2 separate regions of the Homo sapiens genome follow, and region 1 is linked to region 2. A link is a loop called in an ENCODE intact Hi-C map of the cell type or tissue named here. Cell type or tissue: GM12878. All regions are shown on one strand. Links, peaks and the distances in the headings refer to the core of each region. The heading gives the core; the rest is flanking DNA.

Region 1 (16,681 bases), core at 3,944-11,943, 160 kb after region 2:
CCAGGTGTTGACACATTTTATTTTAATACCCTCTGGAAAACTTTACTATATGAGAGAATGAGAACGGAAAAAGGCAAATGATATCTAAGTACTATTGTGAAAATAGTTTTGACTCTGAGGGTTCCCTGAAAAGATCTCAGTGACCCTGCAGAGGTGCACAGACAACCCTTCAAGAACTACTGCCCTGGAGTGAGGAACACTTGATGACTATTGGGAAATCCAGGTGTGGGAAGCTGCACCCCAACCCTCTGAAGGCAGGAAACGCACAGAAAGTGGGACCCAAGACAGAAGGCCAGTCCTATGGTTGGGAAAAGACAGATTATGTGTGCCTGGGAAGGTGCTCCAAGGGCATCCCCTATGAACAGCAAAAGATCATTGAGAAGCATTCAAGGGCCCCAGCAGGGAGGTCCCAGTCACTAGACCCAGGATCAGAGAGTGCAGCGAAGCCTCACTGAAGATTCAACCTACCTCCCTCCCCATCTAGTGTCTGGAAGTACAAGGAGATACCAGCTGGATGGAGCTGGGTCAGCAGAGGCTGGAGTCAAGTGTTTGAGGTAGATACTGGTGAGGGTGAATGTATATGGAATGAACATCTAATCCTGAGTGTGCCCATCTCTTTGAGGGTGGAGTCAAAATAAAAGGAGTCTATAAAAAATATGATCAAGCGACAAGGGATGACAAGAGGGAAAGGGAGGAAGGACTCAGGAGCAATGGGCCCCCAGTTTGACCGACTGCTTTGCATCCTCTGCACCATCACCTGACTTCCCAGGAAGTGTCTCGTGTCTTCATTCTCTTGCCACAGTCCTGGGTAAATCTCTCATCACCTCTTTTCTTGTAACTGGTCTCTCTGCTTTCAGGGTTGGCACCTCCAATCTACCCCCTAGTCTTGCCATCAGACTTTTCTTTCTGCAATACAGATTTGATCAGGTCTTACCCCTATTTAAAACTGTTAGGTTAAAAAAAATGGTAAGATATTATCTCCCATTACCCACGGAGTCAAGGCTGGCCCAGTCAGTACTCAGTAAACATACAAGTTAGACTCCACCATTCCCTGCTTGTCCTCCAACTATTGCAGACCCTCTCTGTCTGGTCTTGGCTCTGTCCTTGCTCTTTGGTCTACTCCTTTGTCTTCCCAATGTACACATTTCTTAAGTCTGTCTCCCACTTCTAGTCCCTTGAGGGTGAATGTTAGCTTCCCTGGTTTGAACATCCAGTGCTCTCTAGCTGTTGTTCTGTTGTTTGCTTTAACCTCTATGGTATGGAGCAAATTGGACCCCCAGAGATGTCCATGCCCTAATCCCCAAATCCTTACAGGGCAAAAGAGACTTTGCAGATGTGATTAAGGGTACAAACCTTGAAATTGGGAGATTATACTGGATTATCTGGGCGTGCCCAATCTGATCACATGGAGTCCTTAAAAGTGGAGAACATTTCCCAGCTGAGTCAGAGAGCGAGCTGCCACTATGGAGGCAGAGTCAGAGAGAGGCAATGTTTCTATGAAGGTGGAAAAAGCGGCACACGAGTTGAAGAATACGGGTGGTCTCTGGAAGCTGGAAAAGGCGGGGAGACGGATGTTCCTCTAAAGCCTCCACCAAGAAGTACAGCCCTACTGACACCCTACTTTGAGCCCAGTGAGACCTGGGTTGGACTTCTGACCTATAGAACTATAAGATAATAAATCTGTGCTGTTTTAAGCCACAAAGCTTATGGTAATTTGGTACAGCAGCAATAAGGAACTGATACACTACCCCCTCCACCTTTAGTCTATTCTGGAAAGCTTTCCTATCTGACGAGGCTAAGGTATCAGGGATATTCCCTAACTTGCCCATGAAGTGGGATGGGGTGGCAGAACCATGTCATAAGTCAAAGTCCACCTCAACTGGGCAACTATGAGACAAGAGATGTGCATTATAGCACGGTGATCAACACACAGCTCCTAGAGGCTGCAAGGCCTGTCTCTGCCATACTGGATTTGTCTGCTTGTCCAGTTTACTCCTGAACCTTTGAAATGTGAGGGTTTCATTTGTTTCTGTAAATGACCTTCTGTAACATGTATTTCCCATGCCTGAGTTCTCCAGAACCACTGTCCACTTAACTGAGAAACAGAGAAGGGAAGCAAAGGCCGTGACATCCAGTGTGCCTGCCACATCAGTCTCCCCTCTGTTTCTGAGGTGGCTGTGTACTGGAATTAAAGGTGTCAAAGGATCCATAGTTTCTCTCACTCTGTAGGTTGTGTGTTTACCCTGTTAATAGTTTCTTTTGCTGTGCGGAAGCTCTTTAGTTTAATTAGATCCCATTTGTCACATTTTTGCTTTTGTTGCAATTGCTTTCGGCATCTTCATCATGAAGTGTTTGCCCGTGCCTATGTCGTGAATGGTATTGCCTAGGTTGTCTTCCAGTGCCCACCAATGATAGACTGGATAAAGAAAATGTGGTCCATATATACCATGGAATACTATGCAGCCATGAAAAGAACGAGATCATGTCCTTTTCAGGGCCATGGATGGAGCTAGAGGCCATTATCCTTAGCAAACTAACAGAGGAACAGAAAACCGAAAACCACATGTTCTCACTTATAAGTAGGAGCTAAATGATGAAAACACATGGACACATCAAGGGGAACAACACACATTGGGACCTGTCAGAGGGCAAAGGGTAAGAGAAGGGAGAAGATCAGGAAAAATAGCTAATGGTTACTAGGCTTAATACCTGGTGATGACATAATCTGTACAACAAACCCACATGACATGACAAACTTGTACATGTACCCCTGAACCTAAAATAAAAGTTAAAAAAAAAAGATGTCAAAGAGGAGCAAAAGACAGTACAAAGCTTGGGAGGCAGCCACTTCTAGGATTTGAATGCTATGTCTGATGTGACCTAGCTGTGTGGCCTTTGGGCTAGTTGCTTAACCTCTCTGAGCCTTAGTTTCTTTATCTGTAAAATTTACACAAGAATGTTGACTTGCAAGTTTGCTGTAAATATTAGGCAATAAAACGTATAGAATGTTTCCAAAAAAGTACCTGGCACACAGTAGGTACACGGCCAACAGCACCTAATGGGAGTAGAACGCAAAAGAACACAGAATATGTGGAGTTCATATTGGTGACACACTGTAACCACTAGGGGGTGCTCAAAAACCCCTTTCACTCTGTCCCGAAGGAAAAATATCTCATCTTTGTGAGACTAAGATCCCAATTGGACATTGCCTAGGAGATAAAGTCTTCAGTGGAAGGAATAGAAGAGTTTAAACCTTCTATGTCAAAGCTTCCATGTCAAGAGATCTGTGTCAGATCTCTCTTTTGGGTGTCTTTTCTCGATTCCCTCCCATATGGCTGGAGTAGTGAGAGACCCAGCGCAGTGGTGTGCTACGGACCAAGGACTGTTAAATTTTCAGCTATTATTAAATACTAAATCATAGAAATTTACAAGTAAGTAAATCATTATAAACAAGAGTAATAAATACTCAAAAATCATTATTATTTCACTGTGTTTTACTGTCAGCTCTGATGTTGAGGTCACGCGTATTGTATCTTTAAGGTGGAAATATTACATAATCGTGTGCTACTGCGTGTCTTCCCAGCCCAATATTCAGTGGGGTCATGTTGGCAACTTGAAATTGGCCATGGTGGGAGTATTTGTACCACAGAAATTGGCAAACACTACAAACCAGGGCTTGATTTATTGTTCTGTTGATTATCTAGGGCAGGGGCCAACAAACTACATTCCGTGGGCCAAATTTGGCCCACTGCCTGTTTTGTAGAGCCAACTGTGAAATCACAGGCTAGCACTGTGAGCTGCAGAGACTAAGCTGGACATCCACCCCGCTCTGCTCTATTTCCCCTTTGCTCCCAGCACCTGCCTCTCTGGCTGGTGACCGCACATCATCACTGCCCAGGATCTATGCTGGTTGCCATCTACACATTGGAGACTGCTACTGGCAACTGCTGAGCACGATGCAAGTAGAATCTCAGGCTGGGAGTTGGTAACTTAGCGAGTCACCCCACCTCTGATCAGTTGTGCAAGCTGAGAAGAATGGGCTCTCTGAAAGAAGAAAAGGGAAAACTGGGATCTGGATGTCACTAGGGCAGACAGTAAGATTGATCTTGGCAGTCAGCATGAGCTGCTGCCCTTGTTGTGGGCAAAGTCCTTGTGGAGAAGCATTGCTCCTGTGTTGGAGGATGGCCTCTGGCTGGGAGAAACATGGTCCAACAGTGACTACAGTTGGTTTTCTGAAGCTCTGAGAGCAGCTCAGGCTAGCAGGCTGATAAATTGTAACCAAGTTAGTGAGTGCTATTAGGGACTCCCAAGGAGCTGTGAAAGTACACACAAGGGAACTAAAACACAGCCTGGGGTGAGGAGGGGCCAGAGAAGATGTCTTGAGAAGAACTCTCAGCTGGAGCTGAGAGCTGGGAGAAAAGCAAGAGTTAGTGAGGCAGTTGAAAGGGAAAAGTGTTTGGGGCAGAAGGAGCACTCAAGCAAAGAAACGGGAGTCAGAACATCGCGGTCCATGACCAGGGAACCTCAAGGTGATCTGTGCATGATTTGAACGATAGGTGCCTAGGGGGAGTAGAGACAGAGGATTGGCAGATCATACAGATCCCATGTCTTATTCTAATAAATTTGGGTCTTAAAGGATGATGGGAAGTTTCTCCAAGTGGATTTGAATTTTAGATATATCCCTTCAGCAGGAAACGTACAGCAGGGGCCCCCAACCCAGGGGCCATGGACCAGTACCCGTGCACAGTCTGTTAGGAACCGGGCTGCACAGCAGGAGGTGAGCTGTAGGTGAGTGAGTATTACCACCTAAGCTCCAGCTCCTGTCAGATCAACAGTGGCATTAGATTCTCATAGGAGTGTAAACCTTACTATGAACTGCGCATGCAAGGGTTATCTGCTCCATATAAGAATCTATCTAATGCCTGATGAAACCATTCCCTACTCCCCTATCCATGGAAAAATTGTCTTCCACAAAACTGGTCCCTGGTGCCAAAAATGTTGGAGACCACCAACATGGAGGATAGACTAGTGTTGGGAGGAACACTGGAGTTAACGAGATCATCAAGGAAGCTGTTGAGTAGTTCTAGTAAGGGATGCAAAGTCTCCATAAAATTGTGTGACAAATGAGGTAGCATCGGGTATTGGTTGGGATACAGGCTAAGCTATTATAAGAAAGAGGTCCAAATACAGTGGCTTAAATGAGATATAAGTGTATTTCTTTCCCACAATTCTGGCCAAAGCTAGGTGGGTGGCTGACGGTGGGCAGATATCTCTGCTTTGCAAAATCATCCAGAAATCCAGCTGGCTGGCCTGCTCTGCCAAACCCAACATGTGGCTGCCATTGCTGGATCCAAGGCTGCTGCTTCAGTTGTTGCCATTTCCCAGCCGGCAACAAAGGGGAAAGAAAGTCCAGGGCAGCAAGCAGCTTTGGCTTTAAGGAGATGTGGTTGTACTTATCACTGCTGTCATGCTTAGCTCAAAGAAAGTCTAGGAAATGTAGTCCATGGCAGGGTGGCCACGTGCCCAGCTAAAACTCAGGGGGTTCTATTATCCAAAGGTATATGAGGGGAATAGATTCTGGGGGTGGAGTTGGCAGTCTCTTCACCACAGAAATAGAGAAAAGATGTCAGAGTCAAGAGATATGTTAAAAGTTGAATCTACAAGATTTTTCAGTCTGGATTCTCAACTGCAAGCAAGAGAAATGGACTCAGACTTAAGCAGAAAAGGTATTTAAAGAAAGAAACATTGGATGTTTACAAATCACTGGGAAGGCTAGAGAATTGGTTCTGAAAATTGGCAAGAGCCAAGGACGGCTAAGCAGACAAGATATTCAGGAATAGGAGCTGCCTGAAATGAAACGCACTGCTGCCAACACCAGGTATGGGGTGCTGTGCACCAGCACTGCACGCCAGATGCTGTCATGGGCACCATTGCCACCACCTGTTCCCTACTTCTTTGCATCACTTGAAAAAGTTAGGGCCAGGTGCAGCGGCTCACGTCTGTAATTCCAGTACTTTGGGAGGCCAAGGTGGGAGGATCACCTGAAGCCAGGAGTGTGAGACCAGCCTTGGCAACATAGCAAGACCCACTCTCTACACAAAATTTAAAAATTAGCCAGGCATTTTGTGCACACCTGTAGTTGCAGCTACTGGGGAGACCGGGGCAGAAGATCGCTTGAGCCCAGGAGGTCAAGGCTGCAGTGAGCTAGAATTATACCACTGTGCTCTAGCCTGGGTGACAGAGTGAGAACCTATCTCAAGAAAAACAAAAAGTCAGGAAAATGGGGAGCATAACTCTTCACTCCTTAAGTACACGTATGGCATGGAGACTTCCTTCCAAAATGTACAGTGTGGAAAGCGGGGCAATGGTTAGCTTTTCAGTGGCAAAGCTGAAGAATCACAGAAAGTGAGGTGTAAGGACAAGGTAGGAGTTGAGGATAACACCCAGGTTACTTACTCAGGATACTAAGTGGATGGTGGAGCCATTCCATAAAATGAGAAGCCCAGGAGTAGAAGCCAATGGAGGAAGAAATAGAAGTTCCATTTTGGATATGTTGAAATTGGAGAGTTCATGGAAATGTCCCATAAGGAAATAAATATATGCATGTGGATCACGAAGAAATGGTCAAGCCTGAAGATGAGATTTTGGGAGTTACCAGCACATAGATTGGAGTGAATGAGATCCCTAAGGAAAGCAGATTGAAAGTAAGGAGAAAGCCGGAGACCCAATTCTAAAGAAATCAACATTCAAATCCTGGGGAGCGGGGAGTTCACAGTCCCTTGGAAAAACTGAAACAAGAAAAAAGTGGATAATCAGGACACAGGAGTATCACTGAGGCCAATTGAGGAGACACTTTGAAGGAGTGAGTAGTCAACACTGTCCATCGCTACAGATAAGCCAAGTCAGCTAGAGTTTAGGGAGGGCTCACCAGGTCTGGAAATGGCCAATATTCAAATGGAATATTTCAGATGAATTCCTTTGCAGGCAACTGCAGTGAGTTGAAACCCTGAGACACTGGATAACCCTTGCCCAAAGTCTGGCCATGAAGGAAAAATAGAAATGGGTGTTTCTAGAATGAAATATCAGCTTGAACAAGGATTTTTTAATGAGAAAACACCTGAATAAACTTCTGTGTTGAGGAGGAAAAGTTGGTAGAGAGAAGTTGAAATTTAGGAGAAAATAAGGTGAGATTCTTGCTGGTCCTGGAAGAAGGGTCAGCAAGTGGGGACTGGTAGAGGAAATGGTCTTCCATAATGATATGGTTTGACTGTGTCCCCACCCAAATCTCATCTTGAATTGTAATCCTGATGTGTTGACGGAGGGACCTGTAATCTCCATGTGTTGAGGGAGGTGATTGAATCATGGGGGCGGTATTCCCCATGCTGTTATTGTGATAGTGAGTGAGTTCTTATGAGATCTGATGGTTTTATAAGTATTTGACAGTTTCTCCTTCTCAAGCTCTCTTTACTGCCACCTTGTGAAGAAGGCACTCGCTGCTTCTTCACCTTCCACCACAATTGTAAGTTTCCTGAGGAACTGCAGGTCAATTAAAGCTCTTTCCTTGACTAATTACCCAGTCTCTGGCAGTTCTCTATAGCAGTATGAGAACAGACTAATACACACGCGATGAAAGAAACTTCTTTCCCTGAATTGGGAGGGAAACTAGGCAGAAAGGCTGAGAACTCTGATGAAGTCAGAATTGAGGATGGAAGGAAGTTGTTGGGGGTGTTTCTTCTTCTATTTTCCTGGAAAAGCAGAAAGCAAGGTCTCAGGAAGAGTGGGAGAATTTGGGGACAGCCCCTATGGGGAATGGGAGAGGCTTCGTGGAAACCTAGGCCACATGGACAGCTTCCTAGGAAGTCCTAAAAGCCCATTGGAGGTTGGGGATCATGACTCCATAGGAGGGAACATGTCAGTGGCTGGCTGGATCCAAAGGCAGGGCTAGCAAAGGGGAGAGCCACCAGGGAGAGTGGACACAGAGTTCTCCATGGAGTTCTGCTCTGCAAGTCACTTGGGCCAGGCCCCAGTGTTCAAAAATAAGCACTATCTCAGAAGGAATGTTCTTTTTCCCATTTTGGAGGACAGCACAGTCTGCTGGAATTTGGCCAAATCCTGGCTTTGTCTTACTTCCCAGGACTAATTAATGGCCTCCTAGGAATATTTTTGCCCGATACCTCTCTGACAAAACTGTGTGAGAGTTCCCAATAAAGAAGTGGAAGCAGAAGTGGAACCCTCCTTCCACGTGAGGGTTTGTTGACCAGGAGAAAAAAGCTGGGCTGGTTCATATTCTTCATGGTTCTGAAAAGCCATTATAAAAGCCCAGGGCAAACTCCCGGAGACTTGGGAGTGAGAACCTAGCCTGCCCACATCTCAGACAGGAGAGTAATTACCTTCTGTTTGGAATATGCTGCACTTCTTCTTCCTTATTGCCTGGAAACAATCCTTTGAGTTAGTGTCATGTATTTCCACACTTACTTAGTTTGGCATGGAGGAAGGAGCATGAATTCTAAAATTAGATCAAATTTACCTCCACCGTTTGCAAAATCCTATATAAACTGCTTCTCATATCTCAGACTTCAATTTCTTCATCTGTAAATAGGGGTTAATTAAAACTACCTGGTGGGGTAGCAGTGAAGTTGAAATGAAATAATATATGAGAAGCCCGGAATATACAAAGCACTTGCTACATGGTATCTATGTGAGCTGGCTCACAAAAGCCAATTGTGAAATATTCAGGAATCTTGCCAGTCGGTGGTTAAACCATTAGTAGCCTGAAATCAGCCATGGTGTGAGTCCTTATACCATAGAAATCAGCAAATGCAATACATCAGGGCTTTTCCTTTTTTCTGGAAATCTAGTTTAAAAACCACTATTATCATTATCATTATTATTACTATTATTATTATTATTTTCCTTCCTCTTCCTTATACCCTGGAAACAACCTCTGAGGTAGTATTATACCCACTTTACAGAAAAAAAAAAAATGAGGGTTAAATTAAATGACTTGCCCAACATCAACAGCAAGTGAGAAATATCTGATTTTTTGTTTGTTTATAAATCTAGTGCAGTCTCCACTCCACCACAGCAGCATGAATTCAACGCAGCGCTGTTCTAAGTACGCACAGATTCTGTGTTGGTTTCTGGTTCTCCTTTTCCAGGCACTTTAGTGGACATGTGACCTTTCAGGGCCTGCAGCTACCCCCTGGACAACTTAGTTATATCAGAAAGCCAGAGCTCTGTGCCTGCTGCAGAAAGACCCAAGGAGTTTCGCCTCATCTTCAAGCTTTCACGTTTGTTATTTTCACCATCTACTAATCACTGTATTTCTATACACACTTCACCGTCTAGATGGCATCTTTATGTAAGTGGCTTTACAGGCTCCAGAAACACGAGCTCATTGTCTCTCAGCAACCCAGTGGAGAGAGTCAGAGATCAGAGAGAGCCCTTATTTTTTTGGGGGGGGGGAAAGGCATTAAAATTTGCTTTTATTATTGATGATCTCCTTACATTTAAAACTTGAGGAGGTACATATCAAAAAATAAAACTTTTGAGACTTAGGTAAAGAGATAAGTGGTGGGTAATAAAGACGGAGGGTGGGGGGTCGAATGTGGTCATTATGTCAGAAATACTCTTGAGTGAGGGCCCTGGAAGTGAGCACACACTTATTTCAGAGGTTCCAGACAACAAGGGCAAGAGACAAACACAGTAAGTCACATAGACCTCTTTTTTTAGTAAAAAGGAATCACTGGTTTGAGTGTCAGTCATGCCAAGCAACATTTGAATAAACTTTCAATGGCAATTTTGTTAAAAGGGCAAAGACCTTGTTCATAAAGGCCAGTTCTTATTCTGGCCTTTAACAGTAAGTTGAGAGATGAGAGCCCTTATTTTACAACTGAGAAAAGTGACTTGGCCCAGGTCTCCTAAGGAATTGGAGGAGTGGCAGTCGGCTCTTCTGCTCCAGCCAAGGCTGGTCCACTCACCAGCAAAGGGCTAAGCAGCAGCTGTAGCCTCTCTCCTGAAGGAAGAGAAAATGTCAAGGGCTATCAAGACTGTAGCTGCAGGGCATAAACTCATTACCAGCTATGGTTAAGGATTAAAAAAAAAAATCCCTGTGTGATATACTACCATCCAATTATGAGCTTCACCCAGGCTTGAAGCAGTTGACACTGTCCACAACAAAGATTCTAAGCCCAGTCTGGATGAGAACATGGTTTGCATTCTCTGGCTACAGGGTGATACTAAGATAGATTTGGGGAAAAAAAATAATAATAACATGGAGAGATTTTCACACTGCCAGATTATTCGAGCTGACATTATTACTATCACGCCCAGTGATTAAGAAGAAAATAAAGGCAGAGTCCCACTTGTCTAATTTGATTACCAGAAAACCTCTGTGTTGATTACTAACGTCTGCTTGCAATTGGGGACAGAAAAAAAGGTATCCAATCAGCTGAAAGCCGGGAAATCACACACAGGAGCCTGAGGTCTGTGTAAATGAAATTTAATAATAAATGGGATGTGCTCCCAGATCAAGAGGTAAATAACAGGCAGAGAAAAGGAAGGTTCATACTGTTTAGGCAGGAAGAGGATTCCAGCCAACCTGGAATACGTGGAGAAATGGTGTGCATTGAGAGGGGAAGACATGCTCAGGGCAGGAGCAAAGTGAAGGAGGCAGAGGGATGGAAAGGAAGACAATGAATTAGAGATGAAACTACAGTGTGGATGTGGTCTCGGGAGAGGTGATTATAAGTACTGTTGGGGGTGGTGTACAAGAAGGCTTCTGTGTATACAAGAGAAAAAATGTGGCCAAACGAGGAGAATCTCAGAGCCAAGCAGAGGAAGATTGCATGATGAAGGGCCAGCATCTAGTTGAAACCCATCAGCGCATTGCATAGGAAAGAAAGGGGCTGGCTTAGAGGCTGCTCAGCTTCAACATGCAGGAAAGAACCAAAGCAGCCAGGAGGTAGGAAGGACCTAGCAGTCCTGGGTTGGGTACCTAGCAGTTCACAGCCCTGCATAAAGGCTGTAGCGGTAGCCATGCCATCGCCTGAAGATATTTATATGTGCACAATGAAATGGCCCCAGTGGAAGTACTTTGAACTGTTGAAGTGGTGCTGATACTGGAGGCAGGGGGAGAAGCTAGGCTTGAAGTCAGAAGACCTGGCTCTGTTCCTTCCCACCTGTAAAATGGGGATAATAATATAGTTCACCCTTAGGGGTGAGGGAAGGGGGAAAAAGACAATTTAAAATAAGGAGACTGAGGTAACCCTCTGCAGATTAAAACTGTGAAATCAACATGTTACAGATCAAAGCAGAGATAGGCAAACTCACATGAAAGAGACAGAAAAGTGCCCAGGCTGAGCAAGAGTTTGATTAAAAGTTTTAAAAAGGCTAGGTACGGTGGCTCCTGGCTATAATTCCAGCACTTTGGGAAGCTGAGGCAGGAGGAGCTCTTGAGCCTGGGAATTTGAGACAAGCCTGGGCAACATAGTGAGACCCTGTCTCCACAAAAAAGTTAAAAATTAGCCAGGTGTGGTGGCACACACCTGTGGTCCCAGCTACTCAGGTGGCTGAGGCAAGGGGATCACTTAGCCTGGGAGGTCGAGGCTGCAGTGAGCCATGATCATGTCACTGTACTCCAGTCTGGGATCAAAACAAAAAGGAAAAGAGAAAAGTACTAAACAGATCCGAAGAAGGAGATGGTGCAACCAAAGGGGACTTTTTGGGAAATAGGAGCATGATAAAAAGGTGGACCAGAGGCAGTGGCTCTTCCAATAAATTCAAACAAGTCTTACCACATGCCTAGAGGATTCTGGTCCCATGGGCAAGATCATACCTATTGTGGCCACTTAGGATGAGGCCATTAACTATTCCAACCATCTAACTCCACATCTTGGTTCTGCACTCAACAACGTCACCTTGTTTTATTCTATGGGGGAAATACTCTGCTTAATTTAGAACTTCCCCTGGGTCAGCCTCCGAATATTGTGTTGGTCTTCCTTGCAGAACAAGGCCACTGTGTTCACTGAGCTTTTCTCAGGGGAGCAGGAAGAGAGGGGCCCTGCTGCCTGTGCAGTGAGATTCTTCTCTGCTCTGCCAGGCTCCAAGGTATACAGGTGCACCAAACATCTTTGCCGCCAAAGAACCTGTCAATGGAAAGTCAAGCATACTAATGATAGAATGTGGTAAATACCTGTGAAGACCTGTAGTTAAGCCACTCTGTGCCTCTGCATCCCATAACTATAAAATAGGTAATGATATGAGTTTATACATGGAAAGCTCTTAACACTATGCCAGGCACATAGCGAGCTCCCAATAAATGCTCAACACAAGCAATTACTGGGCACAGTGGCGTGTGTCTTCACTCCACTGTGCCTACTGTCCTCTTGACTTTGCAAACTTATTTCTTCATGCCATTTTTAACAGCTGTAATGTGCTTCCTTATTATTAGTAGGATATGATTATCAGGATGTAAACACTATGCTACATACGAAGGAAAAAGAACTGCTTTGTTCAGACTGAAACAATCATTTATAAAGTAGGGAACAGAAAGATCTTCTAACACATTCACAGGTTATTTTAATACATTCCAAATAAATGCCAAGGAAGGCAGTGTTTATAAATAGCATTCAAAACAGCCCCCTCCACTTTCTTGGTGAATGTGCACCAGCTTGTCAATGTCCCCATTGTGCAGGGCCCAGAGCGGGATATAATTAAATCCTATTACCAAGGAAAACTTGCAGCATAGTTGGTCTGACACATTTAATGATTTATTAACTCAATATGCAAATGTAATGAAAATAACTGTGCCTGGGAAGTGGGGATGGATGAGATGGTATGCTGCCATCTTGGTCCTCAAAGAGCTTATAATCCAGTGGATAAGATGGATAAGGAAATGGCTAAGTATAGTCTGAAGCACAAATAAGTGAATACTAATTACACCTTCAGCAGCAAGAAGCACCAAAATCTCTGAACTCTTTCAGGGCAAGGTTTTGTCTATGCCCCTTCATCTGGAGTGAGAGACAGCTGCTGCACTGATTGGAAATCTGAACTCTGGCGTCAGACTGCCTGGGTATGAATCCAAGCCCAAACCCTTGCCTATTGTATGAACTTAGTTGGGTGAGATGGTTAACTTCTATAAACCTCTGTTTCCTTATCTTTAACATAAGGATAATAATAGTAACTATCTCAAAGAGATGGATGAAGGTTGAGATAATGAATATGAAACATATATTGTAATACCTGCCACATAAACAGTGTTCACCTTAGCTCACTTTTCCCCAGCACCGATCATAGAGATCACCCATAGTTGGTACCACTAGTGGATATTTAAAAGAATAAACAATATATGAATAAAATAAAGAGTGAATGAATTGTTTAATTAAGGTGAATATTGTGTGGGAATAAGTGTGAAAGTGGAATTACCCTTGATTAGGGAAACAGGAGGTTTCTTAGAGGAGGTGATATTGGAGAGAGCCTGAGAGGCTGGACTTTCACAGCATGGGTGGAGCAGGGCAGATGTGCATTAAACGAGGTCAGAGCCTTGGAAACATTCCAAAGATTGTGTAGTACTTTTTGGGGGAAAAGAAGAACTAGTAGAGGTTTTACTAGAGGGGTTTGATGTGATATCAGTTTTTTAAAGTGCTATTCAGGCCACACACAAGCAGTGAGAAAAAAGAGCAGAAGCTGGAGGGCAATCGGGAGGCCACCCCAATAGTTCAGAGACTGTGGGAGTCTGCACCAGGGCAAAGGTTGTGGGAATGAGGAGAAGGAGTCCAAAGGGATGGAATGTCAGGGCCAGAGGAGAGGGAGGAGTAAGTGAAGAGGCTGAGGTTTCTCACCTGGGTGATTGGCACAGCCTTTATTATAGAGAGAAATCATTATTAAACTACAGAGAGAAAATGGCACGTAAACAATTGTTCAGTTATTTCTCCTAAATCTATAATCCTAGATTATCATGGTGGATGAGACCAGTCCCCCAAACATTCACCATCTGCTGCATCAATTTTACTCATCTTCGTCCTAATTCCAAAGCAGCTTCAGGACATCTCTTATTCTTAGAAAGGTCAGCCTTATACTGAGTTAAAATCTGCTTTCCCATAATTTCCAGCCTTTGGTCCTGGTTTTATCTTCTAGAAACACATATCAAGTTTAGACCCTCTTCTCCAAGACCCTGTTTTTTGTTTTGTTTTGTTTTGTTTTTCCTTTGGAACCATTTAGCTGGCTAAACCAGAATGCCACCATTATTTTTCTAATTTGTCCATAAAAACATGAGGTACCTCATCGAATGGTCTGCTGAAATCACAGTACACTGTGTCTGCCTCCCGCTGCTCTATTAGTCTATTAAACCTGACCCTCTAAAAAATGTGGAGAGGGTCTAATTCTGTTTGTGGTGATAAGCTGGACGCTAATGACCATCAATTTTGGTCTAAGTGCATATGAACAATCTGTTTCATCCTCTATACTGGAATATTCCCCAAGATCACCAAGTTGATGGTCCAAGTTCAAATGCAATAGTATTGTAATGGAAACACTCCTCTGCAAATCTCTCAGAGCCACCATCACTCTTAGGAAAAGCTTCTGCTGCTTTCGATCTTTGATCACACCATGACAGATCTCCCCAGCTGATTTTTGCATTTGCTGATTCTTCCATAACTTACTGTTTGTATAACTGGTTCTTTCTCGTCACCTGGGTTTCAGCCTAAATATCCCACACCAGGGAGGACTTCCAAACCACCTGATCTAGACTCAACCAATTCCCATTCACTGTCCCATTACCCTGCTTCATTGTTTGCATAGAATTTAAAAACTATCTGAAATGGTTTTGTTCTTTGTTTGCTTACCATCAAATAGAAGCCTCCTGAGGGTAGGGATTTTGCTTTATTCATGTCGTAGTACCAGCATTAAGGACGCTGCCTGGCCCAGAGCCTGTGCTGAATAAGAACTTGCTGAATAAGTGTATAAACATCACTGCCTTAGAATTCTAACTGCCCAGCCTCCCATCCTTTCAGCTTTCACAAACCCCAGAATGATGTTGTTCTTCTCTCTTGAGGTTCCTGTCACATCCATTTTGCCAAGCAATTTTTCCTAGTTGATCAGAATTAGGTCCAGAACAGAAGTTCCCCAAGTCTCTTCTGCTCCTGGCTGAAAGATGAAATTATCAGCCAAGTCGAGCAAGACAAAATGGATCAGATGCCCTGTGTGAGGCTGAATGAAGCTCCCAGCAGTTACTGCCCCCACATCATTCCTCACAGGGAGAGGCCACATCCCCCAGCTGTCTCTTTTCATCATAGGAGCTCCCCAGCTTCAAGAAGGGGCTGGATCTGCTCTGGCATTGTCAAAGCAAGTTTACCATGACCGACTGACCTCCTTCTCCTCTCTCTCTTGAGTTCTTGACTCTTGGCTTTAACAACTGACATCAGGCCAGACTCTGATAGCAGCTCCAACCATGGAATTATAATCAATGTGTACCATTGGTTGCATGAGTCAGAAACCCTCAAACTGAAAAGAAAAAAAAAAAAAGAAGAGGAGTAAATGAAATTCAACAGAGAGTCTCATAGACCCCAGGGTAATAGGCAGGCAACTATTGTTATTGTTATTGTCTCTGTCTCTGTCCCCTGCCCCTCTGAGGCCACATGCTCTTGAATCCTTTTTTCTTTCTGCAGAGCTGAGTTATGCTCCTTTGTTTAACAGCTGGCTTTCACTCCTGGATCATGGTTTCTCTGTTCTCCAAAAACTTTGAAGTACATGTGCTATGGCTTTCCCTTTGTCACGTTCAAACTTCCCCTCAAGTCTCTATGACATTTCAGCTCTGATCCACCACTGATTTACTACAGTCTTTAGCCTGCTGGTTCAAGCTGGCCAATGAATCGTCTTGTATTTTAGGTACGTATCTTTGGTCCAATCAGACGTAGCTCAAGAGGCCATCATATGGTTCATAGAGATGCTCCCCACAAGGGCAGTGAATGGGATTTTCTGAGGTAGAATGTAGGAAAGGGAGATATCTCAAGACATTCTAATTCGCATAGCATGATATCCTTGCTAAGGTGACTATTTCTTGCTTGGCGCTGTTTTGTTTTCCTAGATCGGAGCCCAGAACAAACCTTTGTACATTCTAGACCCGAACCTCTCTTCCAAAGGTGGAAGGGGATCCCATCTGTGCAGCAGTTAGCAGTTCTCATTCTGTTCTTACTGCTGGATTTCAGCTGCTTCCAGCATAAGCCCAACATACACTCATATCTAGAGACTGACACCTACTGCACTAGATACAGTTGGTCTCAACCATGAGTGGTACCATCACCACAAGGGGGGTATGGAAATGTATAGGAGTAGCTGTGAATTGTCCCAGTGACTAGGGTTAGCTGCTGGCCTTTAATGGGCGGGGGCCAAAGAACCTTAATCTCCTGTAGCATATAGTATAGTCCCTCTCAACAAAGATGTGTCTTGTCTAAAATGCCAGCAGTGTCTCCTTTGAGGAACACAAGTCGACTGATAACTTAGCCAATCATCCATGCTTATGCTCAGAACCTTTATTGCCAACTACTTTATTAGTCTAGGTATACAAATATAAATGTGTACAACATAGTCCCTGCTGTAGGTTCTCACAGCCTGAAGGAGAAGGGAGTCATATAAACAAACAAAGCCAAATGGGGAAATGAAGGAAAGAATTATTTCTAGATTA
Region 2 (16,681 bases), core at 3,783-11,782:
TGGCTTTATCGATTTTAATGAGACATTTAAGGCTTTGCAAATTTTGAAGATTTGAAAAGGATGGAGGAAGAGGCAGCAGTACCATTCCACCTTTAAGCTGGTACAACACCACTTAGTTTACCTAATCATCAATCATGATGATTGACTTCCTGGACAACTTGTCCTCCCCCCCTTACCTGTGAAGAATTATACAGGCAGTTTCTAAGTCAACCTAGCTTTAAAATAGTCTCTCTCCTCCCAAGCATGATGAAAAATAGTTCCTTTTTTGGGATTTTGTTTTGATACTCTTAACAGACAATTTTTAAGAATAAGGTGTTTGGGGAATTTGTTTCTTTTCAAACTAAGCTCTGAACCCAGCCCAGGGCACAGTTTCCAGAAAGAAGTTACTACCATTTGACAGTGTTCAGATTCGGTTGAGTGACCAAGTTTCTGGGTGGTCAACAAACATGATGAACAGATTTTTTTTTAGCCCCACAAGCAGGAGAGCCGCACTTGGACATATATAACGGGTTTGCCAGCAGGAAATGTGAAAATGCAATGATCCCTGGTTACACGCATCACCTCTCCTCCCAAACTCTCTCCTAGATCTGCTTTTACTATGCACGTGGAAGCTGGGCACTCAGCAGTTCCCGAGGAGGGCCCCAAAGATCTTCGCTGTCCTCTCTGCCTCTATCACACCAAATACAAGCGCAACATGATTGACCACATCGTGCTGCACCGAGGTAACCTTTCTAACTTGGTTTTCTTGGATGCAGCGGGGGGCAGGCAGCAGAGATGGCCTTCTAGGGATGCTCTCTCAGAGTGGCAGTAGCACCTGTGCCTTGTTCCTCACCTTATCTTCAGGCAAGAAACCACAGTGATAACCACAGTGACAGCCAAAAGGGCAAAAACACCTTCCTGCTGGGAGTATTTCCTCCACCTGGAGGGAGGCAAAGGTGATGGATTCTGCAGTGAACATTTCCGTAGGGCTTCCCAGCATGGGGGATTTGTACATTCTGACAATTCTGCCACCCACAGCCTTGCGTAGACTGCATAGAAGGAATGAACAAGAAACAAAATGGGTGGGTGAAAGCAAATGTGAAATGTGGAGAGCTCTATGGCTGTGAGAGATTCTTTCAAGAAGACCAAAATGATTTCCAAAGCAGAACATGGAACTTCCCTTGAAATGGTTGAAGGGAGAGAGAATTCTTTAAAATAATGTATATTATACATTCTAATAATAGTCTCTATTATATATTCTAATAATAATTAGAAAATCCATGGGCTTTGGATTTAAATTCTGGTTTTAGAGCCCACTGTGTTTAACCTCTCCATCCATTAAAAGAGATGATTGTACCTATGAGATAATGGGTAAAGTGTCCAGTGGTTTTTCATAATGGATGCATAATGACTGCTCAATAAATGTTGGTTCCTGCTGATAAACAGTGATACTTCTTTTAAGTCCACTTCGGTCTTTCTTTGAGTTGCATTTACCCTTGGCCAATTAAAACACTGTTAAACAACAGCCTTCCTCTGCATTGGAAGGAAAAATATGTAGAATCTGTTTCGTCCTGAAAAGATTCAAGCTACAGGTGGATAGAAAAAGATTACTGGAGTACTCATTGCCAGTCTTGATTGGTGTTTCTACTGATCTTTCCATCTACTTCATTCTTTCTCTCCATCCCTTCTTTTCATCCTCTTCCCTCCTATCTTCATTCCTTCGCCTCTGACCTTAGAAAGCCTTCCAATATTTGTCACATATGCCTCAAAAGCAATGAGTGTCATCTGTTGTCTTGCTGGGATGTCACTCACTCTGAAATGCTGAGTATTTGGGGGCCATTGGCAACACACCTCACATTGCCCCTGAGCCATTGCCTTTGGCCAATACATTTGTGACATACTCACCCATGTTCATGCAAACTCAATGGAAGGCTGGACATTTAACATGCACAGATTTCCCTCCTCCCCCTTGCACTCTAATGAGACATGAGATCGTTGCTGGCTAGGATGTCCACCTGCAAGCTGGGAGAAGTATCATAGGAACATTTAGGCAGGAATTCTTGGCCCGAGTGGTCCCGCCTGGTGTTCCGCCTCAGTCACCTGGCTTCCGGTCCCCCAGCCCATGTGTTGCGGTGGCTCTGTGCCCTATCACAGCTTGGTAAGGGGCCATCAGCAGGGCTGCTGCCGAGCAGACATGGCGAGTCTTCACTTTCTGTGGTTGGTTCCCTTCTTTTCCCATATTGCTGCCTGGCAGGAACAGAGCTTTGATGCCTAACAAGCTCAATGACTTTCCCTCCCTGAGCTGAGAACACAAGAAAGGGGGAAGCAAAGAGAGATTAAACACTACGACCACAAATACTCCCATAGCATTCTACCCTCAACAAAGTGCCGCTTACACGCACAGTCACTTCATCTTCCAGCAACATTGTGAAGGATACTATTACTCTATTCCCGTTGTATGCCTGTGAAACTTGAGAGTGAGACAAACTATTTTTAAAATAATTTAATGTACTTATTTGCCATCTACTTCATTTCACAAAGGTTTTAAGATATCTTAAAGACGTGTGTGCCGAACTATAGGTTTAAAAACAAATAAGGAAATTGGGGTAAATGCAAAATAAGAAGAAACTAGTGGAAAGTTCACCTCTAAGTATGAAAAAGCTAGCTGAGAGTTTGGATACCCAGTGGATACCATGAGGTGCCATGCCCTTGTTCACAGTGGGCTGCAGATTTCGCCCTGAGATTCCTTGCCTACCATGGTAGAAAAGAAACCCACAGAAGCAACCAGATTTCAACTGCTTGTTAGACTTTTTTGAACTGTCATTCAGGAAATTTTCAGGAATCCTAGACACTGAAACCTAGAGGAATTTGTCTAGCAGGTTTTCCTGAAGGGCACAGTGTGTGACGTAGTGCATATTGTGCCCATCATAAATACAATAGTAAGTTTTGCAGGGCACATGAGAGCTGGAATCACTCACTCAAAGTCACCCAACTGGTAAGCAGTCAATCGCAGTCCTTTGATCCCATGTCTCATCACATTACCTGTCACTGGTTATTTGTGGTCTCTTCTGTTTACTTGTAAGGATCATTTTCAGAGTCCTTATCAAGGTCAGAAAACATCCATCTGAAATGAACATGAGCATTTGAGGATTAATAGTAATAATAACAACATTAACAATAATAACAACAATGGTTACTGTTGCCGGTTGCTTGCCTAGCAGGTACTGTGCTAAGTGCTTTACAGTATGTCATTTTATAGAATTCTCACAAAATCCTATGTGGTGGATGACTGTTATCCCCCATGATGAGGAAATAAATGGATTCAGAAAGGCTAACAACTTGACGAACATGAAATGTCTAGTAAGTAATCCAGCTGGGATTTAAACCCAGGCTTGTCTGACCCACAGCTCTTGCCTTTACCCACCAGGCGTCACTCTCTCACCCTGAGAGAGGTAGTATCACCCTGTTGAGTGTTCTAGTAGCTGTGGCGGCTGAGTTCAAAGACAGAATTATCAGAGGAGGTCAGAGGGGAAGTCCACGGATCCACAGGCAGCAGAGTGCCTCAGGACAGCCATGTATACCATCTGTGTCCCGGCCTGGCTTTGGTGTCCATCTCTACTCAAAATGGCAGCTCAGTAGGAAGCTGACCTTGACAAGTCGAGAGACAGAGCTGCATGTCTGCCTTGCAATTTTGAGTTGGGGCTGATCTCAAAGTAACAAGACATGGCTCCTTCTGCACCTGTCCTCTTCCTGCTCTATCCATGACATCCTTGGTCTCTCAGGTCCACAGTACAAGATCTTTCTGAGGTCTTAGTTAATTAAAGTATGTGGGATGAAAAGCAAGAAAACCAACTTCTGAACTGGCCCAGAGACAGAACTACTGCTGGCAGAAATAGAGTTTCCATTGCTTTTTGTCTGTATAAATTGATATATTTAAGTAGAGAGAGAATCTACTTCGCTCATGGGAAATCTGAATATGAACTAATCAGGGATTTATGTTGGCCACAGCAAAAGAGAGTATGATGTTTACTCATGTGTTCAGCAAACATTCATTATTTGCTTGTTACGTGCCACGCTATGCTTGGTTCTTTGGGCAAAATGGGGAACATAAGACCCAGCACCCACTCTCCTCAGAGATGAGCATGTGCGTAGTATAGACAAGACAGTGAGTGATGGGTATCTAGGTATATTTCTGTTTGTAGTAGAGAGGGGTGGCTTTCAAACTGAGCCATGATAACATTTCAACAGGCAGAGAAGACTTAAGGCAGGGCATATTAGTTTGCAAGGACTATTGTAACAAGTGACCACCAAATGTGTAGATTAAAACAATAGAAATGTATTCTCTCACAGTTCTGGAAGCTAGAACTCTGAAATCAAGGTGTTGACAGAGCTGTGTTTCCTCTGAAGGCACAAGAGAAGGATCCTTATTTGCCTCTTCCTAGCTTCTGACAGCTCCCAGCGTTCCTTGACGCTACTTGGCTTATAGCTGCATCACTCTCATGTTTGTCTCCATCTTCATATGGGCTTTTTCTCTATGTGTATCTCTTTGTGCCCTCTTTTCTTCTTATAAGAACACTAGTCATTGGGTTTAGGGCACACCCTAATCTAGTCTGGCCTTAACTGATTGCCATCTGCAAAGAACCTATGTCCCAATAAAGTCTGGGGTTCCAGGTAGACTTAAGTTTATGGGGGACACTCTTCAACCCACTACACGAGGGAAGAGACAATTTAATAAACCACTGAGGTCGGTGGAAGCAAGACATGTTTGCAGAATGTTATTAGACATTTCCGGGGTCCTGAAGAGAATAGGAAGCATACCAGAGAAGTATGTTCTGGCCAAAGTATGAAGCGCCTGGATACTAATATAGAAGTTGGAACTTTAGTCAGTAGACAGATGGGAAGCCAGGACAAATTCTGATCAGGTTACTGATGAGACACTTATTGAATACTAATTTAGCAAAGGTTGAAGCAAAGGATTGGTAGACCCATCTCATTCAGGAACTGTGAACTTAGGTCAGATCAACGTTTGGTGAGATTGACCATGATTTGATGAGTTTAACTAGGGAAAAATTAAGCCCTGAACTTCTCTTTCAAGGATGAAGTCAGTGGTAGGACTTTTGGTAGGTTTTCATTCATGCAACAAATATTTATTGAACACCCACTATATGCCAGCCTTATTTTGTTTTTGGCTTTTTGAAGGAGACTTTTTATTATTTTTATATACAGAAAACTGAACAGTGTACATTTAACCCAGTTTAGTGGCAAGTCTTTTAGCTTCTGCCTCTTACAGCTTGGCAACACAAGCCACAGATTTTGGACCAAGGACCTTGCCTCCTCAGTGATGTGGGATCTCATCATATCTGTCATTATAATTGGTCCTGATGGCTTCTACCAGCTTAGCCAAAGCGCCTTTGTCTTCCAAGTTAATGTGTGTGAAGGCAACAGTAGTGCAGATCTCCCTGTGGACTAGACACCCCAATTTGGCCATCTCCTTGATAATACAATAGGGGACTCCCTTCTTAGGACTCAGGGCAAGCGGGAAGACAGCCAGCTCCATGGGATCCACATCATGTGCAGTCACCATCGGCTGAGCTTTCTTGTTCTCTACTGAGGTGGTAAGAGTATTAACTCCTGCTGGAAGGACAGGTGGCCTCTTCGTGGGGACATTCCCTTTGCTGGCAGCTTTCTTCTCAATGCAGGCCAACAATCTTCTTCTCTTGCTTTGTCTCTAGCCAGTTTAAGCAGTTGAGTAGCTGTTAGGGGTCCAAGTCATGGGTGAATTGGTTAATCACAGGAGTCATTCTGAGCTGCTTATAGGGTAGCCCTTTACTACTATAGCCAGAAGTAGTGGGAATATTTGACAAAAGGACTAAGGTCCCTTTGGGGCTGGAGGTCCTGTCTTATGCCAACATTCTTAAGCCTTTTCTCGAACAGGGGATTCACCACCCTCTTGGCCTCCTACTTTTTAATGACAGCAGGAGCCAAGGCCGTCTTCTTCCCCTTGGCCTTTTTTTCTTTTGACATCTTGGGCAGCTGGAGGAGAAAGCTCTAGCATTGTTTTAAGCTGTAGGGATACAGCCATGAAGAGTCAGGCAAGGTTTCTGCACTGAAGGAATTTGAACTTGAACGAGAAGAGAGACTAAAAAACAGGTGAATAATAGTTTTATGAGGGTATTCCTATTGAGTTGATCACCATTGGAAGCACAATGTTTCATGCTTAGCTTTGCCCATGTATATGTATCTTGCACATCCATAGTGAGCCTTAAAAACTGGCCACAGATTTTAGGGATGAAACACAGTTTTGCCACATATTTACATTGTAATTTTGGAACCATGTAATCACTGCTATGGGTCTTTAATTGGCATATTAACTTAAAGTTTCTGTTTCCCAATACATAGACAAATGCCGCATTTAACTGAACCTTGCAAGTGGGAGCCTTGGGAACGGAAATAATCTCCCCTAATTTATCTGATCAGTGTCATTTTTCTTGAGAATAAAGTCTACAGTGAGATTGCCAATCTTTAATTTTATTCAGTGAAATTACATGTTTCCTTTCAACTTCTCCAAATACCTTTGCCTGATAGAATTAGAGGTGCCATTTCCAGTTCCTTCTAGCTTGAGGATGGCAGCCTGGCTAACATCAAAACCTCATACTTCCTACCAGGAACTGTTTTGCTTGTGTTTATGTTTGTCTATTTATGGCTATGTTTTGGGATGATTTATATAAAAATAATGTTATTTTCTTCATAGCTTTCTCTAATACTCAGACTTTGTCACTTCTTTGCTTTGGTGCAAAGAGGGACTCAGTCCTCTAGAGTGGCAATTTGCACGCAAAGTTTTGGTGGAGTGAAGAACTTCCAATCTCATTGCTTCATGTAGACTTGGCATGTTCTGGGAAGGAAACCCACCTATGTTGTGGTGTGCCTTTCAGGAAGGATTTTTGCTAGTTGAATCTGGGCTCTGCAGTGGTGTGGTTTCTCGCCAATTTGAGCAGAAGTGAACCCTCTGTATTGCAGCTGTGCAGAATTTTCCACTGACCTCCATGGAGGCTTGAAAGCATGCTATTCTCAGCTCTTGTTGCACCTTAGTACACATGTGCTTCAATGTGACATTACTCTCGGGCCCAACCTCTTCGGTTTTATGTCCTGCTGCAGCACCAAGCATCTTTTGAGTAGGAGGAGATGAGAGACACAATCCATCTTGTAGTTGAACTGGTGAAGTCATAATATTTTTGCAGCCAGTGCTAGAAGCTGAGTCACAATGAGTGTGATTCAGGCCTTGAGTTTTCACCCAAGGTAATTTTGAGAGGTGTGAAGTCAAAAAGACCCACAGTTGTCACTGCCCCCATAGAAAAAGCCCTGAGCACTGAGCTTCTGTAACCAAGGCAGAGCCCAGTCTATACCTGGAACCATTCCAGTTTTTAACTTTTATGTCTTTCATTTGCCTCAAGAATGAATGACCTCATTCAGAAAACACTGTCAGTCATTTGCCCACCTTTTAAAGTCTGTCTTTTTTTATTTTTATCTTGGTCATGTTAACCATGTTTTTAGAAAGGGGAAAAAGCTAACTTTTTTTCTAAAATTAATATCTCAGTAAAAACTCACATAATTAAGAGATTTGGTAGACTGGCATTGTCTTAGTTTGGAAATGGGAAGTTCTAGATTTCAGATTTAAGTTCAGCAGGGATTTGACCCTTTCCTCAAATGTAGAAGGTGCTTGAAAGACATTCAGATATAAAGGGTTACCTTAGAAATCTGTAGCTTTTGCATTTTTTAAATATTATGAATGAAAGGCTTATAAGCACACACATACAGACTGGAGAGTTCTTATCAGGGGTCCAAGAGGAGGGCCCTGGCAGAGATCAGAAGACCTGTGTTCCCAGGTCACAGCTTTGTGCTGAACCAGAGGTGTGACTTTGAGGAAGTAGCTTAATTGATCAGTTCTCGGTTTCCACATCAACAAACTGAAGAAAATAGAACTGACTTTGCAGGGTGTTATGAGAACAAAAAGTTATGTCAAGGGTAGAACACCTAACGGTGCTTGAACCGTAGCGAGCACTTAATAGTCTGCAGTGGTGTTCACATGAATAATTACTTGAACTTCAGGGTGTTATTCTGACTATTCATGACTTTGTGTAAAATTCACTTAGACACACATAGTGAAATTGGAAACTGCAAAGAAAACCAACCTAAGTGGTAGAGGAATTGAAAAGGAGGCTCATAAAAAAGTTTGAAAGAACTGATTATTAATTGTGGAGAAGTGAAGACTGGAGAGTCACTGAATGACTATCTTTGAGGCGTGTGGGACATCATTATATGAAAAATGATACCGGGCTGTTCTTCTTCACCGTAGAGGTCAACGGAACCAAGGCAGGCAGGACAGGGCAAAGCCAAAGAATGAAAGTAGAAACAGTAGAGATGATAACATATAAATGAGGAACTAAAATGTAGAGAGAGCAAGGGGGATGCAGTCCCAAGGAAGATGCCAGTAAAGTTCATGTCAACACTTCCCATGAACTCCTAAGGTCTAAAGGCATATCCCCAGCATGGGGGCAGTTCCCCGTGGTTCAGCCTGCATGCCCCATCTCTTGCTGTTGACACTAGCTTGTTCATGGGTTCTGTCCATGAGTGCCTTACCCAGCGTAGTTGCAGTTAATGCCTGGCACTTTGCTTAGAGCAGTGATTCTCAGCTGAGGTCAATTTGCCTCCCCAGAGTGTGTTAGTCTGCAGGCATTTTTGGTTGTCACAGCTGGAGAGAAGGGGGTGCTTTTGACACCTAGTGGGTAGAGGCCACAGTTATTGCTAAACATCCTGCAATGCACAGGCTGGCCCCCCACAACAAGGAATTATCCTGTCCCAAAATTTCAATAATGCTACTTTTTAGAAACCTTGAGTTACAAGAATAGAATATCCTAGCATGAGCTCCTTAAGATTTACTAGTTTATGCCAAAGCATTTTTTTTTCTCCGTTTACACCAAACCATACAACTGAATGGTTAGAGGACTTAAACAGTTGCTATTCTAAAAAAATGTGTGGATTACATTATAATCATGTGTTTCTTAGCTGTCTGCTATACTTGGGTTTAAAAATATTTATATTTCTAAATAAGCAACTGATTCTTTGTATAGGGAAAATAACATGCATTAGAGCTCCAGGGGGTATGTTGCAGATACCACCTTCCACGCTTCCTCTGCCCAGCATTTTGCGGGCCGATTAATCGCTGCCTTCAAGGACTCCCAAGGCAGTGACTGCCCTACAATCAGAGTGTTGTGGTTGAGACTAAGGCATGACATTGGGTGGGGAAAATTCCCTAGAGCCTGCACACTGGCCAGCAACAAAGGGAGGACTCTAAAGAGTGAGTCGCATCGGTGTACAACGTACCGATGCCCTGGAAACATTGCTATTCAGTGACTCTGGGAATAAATCATGCTTTCTTGACTTAATAATACATTGCTGTTTCTAAATAATATAAGTATATGTTGTGTGCGTCCATTTGTAAACTTTCTGAGTCTTCTGAAATCCAGACACAGCATGAAAACACATGCTATATTTGATTCTTGCATAAATAGCACAGATTTTAATTTTATCCCAGTTATGGATATCTGGCGTGTGCGCTGATACTCTGGGCAGACTGGTGTGAAATTTAATTTGAGCAGTTAAACACAAGGGTGAGAGAGTGCAAAATAAACAAGCACACGCATTTCCAGCCCTACAGCATTTGGTATGTTAACGGGAAAAGCACCCAAATCCTCTCTCTCTTTTATTTTTTCCCTCTGACAATCAGATTACAGACTGTCTAAAAAGACACAAATCCTCCCTGTCTCCTGCGCAACCCCACCTCCCCCGATTGTTGCCTGCAGTCATTTCATTTGTGAGCTCTTCATAGTTGGAGTTTTAGTGAATGAAAGTGTACAGGTTTGCTTTCAGACTTGATATTAGATGAGAAATCCCCTTAGTTTCAAAAGGAGGGAAGAGTCTCTTTGAGAATACCTTAGAAGGGGAAATGAGAATGGAATTGGAAATAGTGAGAAATAATAGATTTACAGTTAAGCAGACCTGGTTTCACATCTCTGCTTTGCCAACTGCAATGTCTATGACCTTTGGAGAGTTACTTAAAGACTCTGTTGCCCATTTGTACTTATTTGTAAAAATGAGAGTAACTCCAGCCTCATAAAGTTGCTGATAGAAAGGTACCAGAACATAGGTGCCTGGTGAATGTCAGTTTCTTTCCCCATTAAAGACATCTGTAAGTCCAGCCTCAGTTGCACTTGCTGAGGAAGGAAGGCATGCTAATGGTTGTTGTCAGTAATCATTAATGTTGGTAAAAATTGCAGCTACTTCTATTCCTCCCCCTTGCCTTAATCACCTCCATTCAGGAATTAGCAAGCACCTACTAGCCCACCCCACCTCTATTTATAGGTCATTCTGGGTATTAAGTACACAAAGAGCTTTTGGTCTTAAAAACACCCACTCATTCCTGAGGAATATGTTGTTTGGGGGTTAGGGGAGGGGCAGGGTGCATGTGTGTCAGTTCAAGGAACCAGATCCACGAGGAGCAGCAAGATTGGGTGAGTTTCTTCTTGTATTCCAAAGAAAGAACTTCTGTTTTGCCATCAGTAAAAATTCCCATCTTTCCATTCAATTTGTTTCCACAGAAGAGCGTGTTGTCCCCATTGAAGTTTGCCGGTCCAAACTGTCCAAATACTTGCAGGGAGTAGTTTTCCGCTGTGATAAGTGTACCTTCACCTGCTCCAGTGATGAGAGCCTCCAGCAACATATAGAAAAGCACAATGAACTGAAACCTTACAAATGCCAGCTCTGCTACTATGAGACCAAGCACACGGAGGAACTGGACAGCCACCTTCGGGATGAGCATAAGGTACTTACCAGGACTTCCTGCTCCCGCCTCAGCACACTTGTGGGGAGGGGCCAAGGGGGAGACACCACTGCATTTAGTCACGACCACTGTGTACCAGATGGAGATGTGGACTCAAAGAGCTTTTAAAGTGAGGTCTAGTTTCTTCTATTAGAAACGTAAGGTCATTTTTAAAAATTGCGAAACACAGGTTGGGTGGAAGGGAAATCACCCATAATTCTACCACACTAGTCCAAATGCTGAACATTTCTGGTCTGTTCTCTAGACCCACTTTCATTTGTTTTACGTAATTGTGATTATACTATACATAAAACATGATACCTTACATTTTTTAAAGCTTATTCTAAAAGAAGTATTTTGCTATGTTATTTGAAATGTTAATACATTTTAAATGACAGGGTTTGGCAGTTTCTATAAAGGACCGGAGAGCAAATATTTTAGCCTTTGCAGGCCTAAAATGTAGTCTTTGTGGCAATTAAGAAAGCAGCCATGCTGGAGTTCAAGACCAGCCTGGGCAACATGGCGAAACCCCATCTCTACAAAAAATACAAAAGATTAGCCAGGCATGGTGGTGTGCACCTGTGGTCCCAACTACTTGGGAGGCTGAGGAGGGAGGATCACTTGAGCCTGGGAGGTGGAGGTTGCAGTGAAGTGAGATAGCACCACTGCACTGGAGCGTGGGCGACAAAAAAAGAAAGAAAGCAGCCATAGACAATACATAAATGAGCCAACATGACTATGTTCCAGTAAAAGTTTATTTACAAAGACAGGCAACAGGCTGTGGGCCCACAGTTGCCAACCCCTGTTCTGATAGAATTACCTCTGTGTTCCTCAATCGTGTAGGTGGTTTCCAATATTTTGCTAACTACAAAGATTTGTCAAGGCATTACCCAGTATGTCTGAACATTATAAGGATTGTAAAATATATGTTTTGGGAGGAAGGAGACTCGAGAATGAATACATTAGTACAGGACATAAAATAGAGGATTTGTGAAAAAAAATTCTCTTCCAGAGGTTTGCCGATCAGAGGGTAGAAATCACACAGGACAACTTCCTCACTCTGCACAGGGCTCATCTGGCATCTCATGAACTGAGATGATCATTTCTGGTATTGCCCAGAGTACAGAAGGAGCTATAATTAGTATTTGTTTAATGACAAGAGCCTATCAAAATGCTTTTTAATTAGCCAACAAGTCCAAAATATCTATTGAGTATTTACTGAAGGCACAAGGAGAAGCACTTTTGATATTGTTTGCTTTTTCCTTGCTCTGTATCCTCATGAGTGGAAATATAGTCCTTCTTTTCTGGCCTTACAAACCCACATTATAAAGAATTTAGTCTGAATCATCTGCACCCATGGGTTAGAATTGTTCTGTGGGGTGTTGAGAGAGAAGGCTGAGCTTTGTCACCTGTCCACAATGGACCAGTTTAATGGTAACTTCTCTGCTTTGGAATGCACTTATTTTCCAATGTGTCTGCCCGAGAAAATGAAGCAAAGAGGAAAAGCCTGAATTACCTCACTTAAAATTTTTCATATCCTTTCTTTTTCAAACTTCCTGGGCATTTCTTCCCCAAACTTAAGGGTAAATTACTCATCTTTTTCAAACAAAGCTTTCTATAATTATTCACATGTATCTTATTTACGTAACTACCTCAGACCTTTTTATTACAGTGTTTAAGCCTCCGGGCTGATATTTTCAGACAGAACAAATCAGAAAGAAGATTCTTCTCTAGTTGTTGCACGGTAGCTTGCAAATCACTGAGGAAATCCAGAAAATGTTAGAAACCATAGAACCAGAGGGTTCCTCAGCAGTGGGCGGAAGGCTGAGGCTTTGAGGTATGGATCATGGAAATGAGTTGCTCAGGAACATAGGGCCCAATTAAGAGCTTTTGAACCAAAAAGATCTGGGTTTTAATCTTGTCTCCACCATTTACTGTGCATATTTCAACAAATTACTTAAATTTCTGGGTCTGTTTTCCAGTTCGTAAATGGGAATTGTTATACCTTTCTCAGAAGTTTTGTAAGATTAAATGAAGTCCTGTATCTCCTCCACTTTGAGACCCAATACATTCCTTAGAGTATTTGTTAATTGAATTGTGTTCAAATATAATAATAGATGTACCTATCATAATGGCAGCTGTGTTCCCAAAGACCTAAAACATATTACAAAACCACTAATTATACTTTGCATCTTAGACACGGTCTTTTTTAAAAATTATTTTTCCATTGAGTATTGCGATACAAGTGGCATTTGGTTACATGAGTAATTTCTTTAGTGGTGATTTGTGAGATTTTGGTGCACCCATCACCCCAGCAGTATACACTGCACCCTATTTGTAGTCTTTTATCCCTTGCCCCCCTCCACCCTTCCTCCCAAGTCCCCAAAGTCCATTGTATTATTCTTAGGCTTTTTTTCCTGATAGCTTAGCTCCCACATATCAGTGAGAACATACCATGTTTGGTTTTCCATCCCTGAGTTACTTCACTTAGAATACTAGTCTCCAGTTTCATCCAGGTCGCTGCACATGCCATTAATACATTCCTTTTTATGGCTGAGTAGTATTCCATCATAGATAGATAGATAGATAGATAGATAGATAGATAGATAGATAGATAGATAGATAGATAGATATCACAGTTTCTTTATCCACTTGTTGACTGATGGGCATTTGGGTTGGTTCCATGATTTTGCAATTGTGAATTGTGCTGCTATAAACATGCATATGCAAGTATCTTTTTCGAATAGTGACTTTTCCTCTGGGTAGATACCCAGTAGTGGAATTGGTGGATCAAATGGCAGTTCTACTTTTAGTTCTTTAAGGAATCACCACACTGTTTTCCATAGTGGCTGTACTAGTTTATATCCCACCAGCAGTGTAGAAGTGTTCGCTCTTCGTTGCATCCATGCCAGTATCTACTGGATTTTTTAAATTTTTTTTATTATGTCCATTTTTGCAGAAGTAAGGTGGTATTGCATTGTGGTTTCGATTTGCATTTCCCTGATCATTAGTGATGCTGAGCATTTTTCCATATGTCTGTTGGCCATCTGTATCTCTTCTTTTGAGAACTGTCTATTCATGTCCTTAGCCCACTTTTTCATGAGATTGTTTTTTTCTTACTGATTTGTTTGATTTCATTGTAGATTCTGATATTAGTCCTTTGTCAGTTGTATAGATTGTGAAGATTTTCTCCCACTCTGTGGGTTGTCTGTTTACTCTGCTAACTATTCTTTCTGCCATGCAAAAGCTCTTTAGTTTAAGTAAGTCCCAACTATTTATCTTTGTATTTATTGCATTTGGTTTTGGGTTCTTGGTCATGAAGTCCTTGCCTAAGCCAGTGTCTAGAAGGGTTTTTCCAATGTTATCTTCTAGAATTTTTATAGTTTCTCCTCTTAGATTTAAGTCCTTAATCCATCTTGAGTTGATTTTTGTATAAAGTGAGAGATGAGGATCCAGTTTCATTCTCCTACATGTGGCTAGCCAATTATCCCAGCACCATTTGTTGAAAAGGGTGTCCTTTCCCCACTTCATGTTTTGTTTGCTTTGCCAAAGATCAATTGGCTATAAGTATTTGGGTATATTTCTGGGTTCTCTATTCTGTTCCATTGGTATATATGCCTATTTTTATACCAGTACTATGCTGTTTTGGTGAGGAACAGCATAGTACAGTTTGAAATCAGATAGTGTGATTGTAGTAGTCTGTTTTCACACTACTGATAAAGACGTACCTGAGACTGGGCAATTTACAAAAGCAAGAGGTTTAATTGGACTTATAGTTCCAGGTGGCTGGGGAAGCCTCACAATCATGGCAGAAGGCAAGGAGGAGAAAGTCCTGTTTTACATGGATGGCAACAGGCAAAAAGAGAAGGAGGAAGACACAAAAGCGGAAACCCCTGGTAAACCATTAGATCTCATGAGACATTCACTACCACAAGAACAGTATGGGGGAAACTGCCCACGTGATTCAATTATCTCCCACCAGACCCCTCCCACAGTACATGGGAATTATGGGAGTACAATTCAAGATGAGATTTGGGTGGGGACACAGAGCTGAACCATATCAGTGATGTCCTCAGAGTTATTATTTTTGCTTAGTCTTGCTTTAGCTATCTGGGCTCTTTTTTGGTTCCATTTGAACTTTAGAATTGTTCTTTCTAATTCTGTGAAGCATGATGGTGGTATTTTGATGCAGATTGCATTAAATTTGTAGATTGCTTTTGGCAGTATGGTCATTTTCACAATGTTGATTCTTCCCATCCATGAGCATGGGATGTGTTTCCATTTGTTTGTGTCGTCTACGATTTCTTTCAGCAGTGTTTTGTAGTTTTCCTTGTAGAGGTCTTTTGCCTCCTTTGTTAGGTATATTCCTAAGTACTTTATTTTTTTGCGGCTATTTTAAAAGGGGTTGGGTTCTTGATTTGATTCTCCACTGGTCGCTGTTGATGTATGGAAGAGCTACTGATCTGTGTACATTAATCTTGTATCTGGAAACTTTGCTGAATTCCTTTATCGGTTCTAGGAGATTTCTGGAGGAGTCCTTAGGGTTTTTGAAGTAAATGATCATATCATCAGCAAACAATGATGGTTTGACTCCCTCTTTGCCAGTTTTGGATAACCTTTATTTCTTTCTCTTCTCTGATTGTTTTGGCAAGGACTTCCAGTACTATGTTGAAGAGGAGTGGTGAGAGTGGGCATCCTTGTCTTGTTCCAGTTCTCAGAGGGACAGCTTTCAACTTTTCCCCATTCAGTATTACGTTGGCTGTGGGTTTGTCATAGGTGGCTTTTATTACATTAAGGTATGTCCTTTGTATGCCAATTTTGCTGGGAGTTTTAATCTTAAAGCAATCCTGGATATTGTCCAATGCTTTTTCTGCATCTATTGAGATGAGCATGCGATTTCTGTTTCAAATTCTGTTTATGTGGTGTATCACATTTATTGACTCGTGTACGTTAAACTATCCCTGCATCCCTGGTATGAAACCCACTTGATCATGGTGGATTATCTTTTTGATATGTTGTTGAGTTTGGTTAGCTAGTATTTTGTTAAGGATTTTAGTGTCTGTGTTCATGAGGGGTATCAGTCTGTAGTTTTCTTTTTTGGTTATGTCCTTTGCTGGTTTTGGTATTAGGGTGATGCTGGCTTCCCAGAATGAATTAGGGAGGGTTCCCTCTTTCTCTATCTTGTGGGATAGTGTCAAAAGTAATGCTACCAATCCTTTGAGTACCAATTCTGGTAGAATTCTGCTGTGAATACATCTGGTCCTGGACTTTTTTTGTTGGTAATTTTTAAATTACCATTTCAATCTCGCTACTTGTCATTGGTCTGTTCAGGGTATCTAATTCTTCCTGATTTAGGCTACGAGGGTTGTATTTTTCCAGGAATTTATCCATCTCTGCCAGGTTTTCTAGTTTATGTGCGTAAAGGTGTTCATAGTAGCCTTGAATGATCTTTTGTATTTCTGTGGTGTCAGTTGTAATATCTGCCATTTCATTTCTTAATGAGGTTATTTGGATTTTCTCTCTTCTTTTCTTGGTTAATCTTGCTAATGGTCTATCAATTTTATTTATCTTTTCAAAGAACCACTCTTGTTTTATTTATCTTTTGTATTGTTTTTTGTTTGTTTGTTTCAATTTCATTTAGTTCTGCTCTGATCTTGGTGATTTCCCTTAACACTGCCTTTGCTGTATCCCAGAGGTTTTGATAGGTGATGTCATTATTGTCGTTTGGTTCAAAGAATTTTTAAATTTTCATCTTGATATCATTTTTGACCCAATGCTCATTCAGGAGCCAGTTATTTAATTTCCATGTATTTGCATAGTTTTGAA

Evidence for each region. Hi-C counts contacts between places; a loop is a spot of excess contacts. Peaks named below come from ENCODE experiments on the same cell type or tissue, not always from the same donor. Only the 100,000 strongest peaks of a DNase experiment are listed, where the experiment ranks them.
Region 1: it touches region 2 in a loop (2.3-fold over the local background); 2 of 110 quality-filtered maps call a loop at or near these places.

Annotation. Positions count from the first base shown.
Region 1 is chr9:107,134,669-107,151,349 of GRCh38, forward strand. No RefSeq gene overlaps it. Among named protein-coding and RNA genes, the nearest start is that of RAD23B, 140 kb to the right of the region's middle. In GM12878, for the core only: a CTCF peak has its summit at 7,491 (motif pointing left); no DNase peak of the experiment used is centred there.
Region 2 is chr9:106,973,552-106,990,232 of GRCh38, forward strand. ZNF462 (zinc finger protein 462) reads left to right here. Exons shown (of 13, transcript NM_021224.6): 9 at 586-722; 10 at 10,635-10,858. LOC340512 (a long non-coding RNA gene) reads right to left here. Exons shown (of 5, transcript NR_126029.1): 5 at 1,282-3,103. It also overlaps the pseudogene RPL7AP44. Among named protein-coding and RNA genes, the nearest start is that of ZNF462, 120 kb to the left of the region's middle. In GM12878, for the core only: no CTCF peak of the experiment used is centred there; DNase peaks (open chromatin) are centred at 7,260, 8,130 and 9,981; H3K27ac peaks cover 455 bases.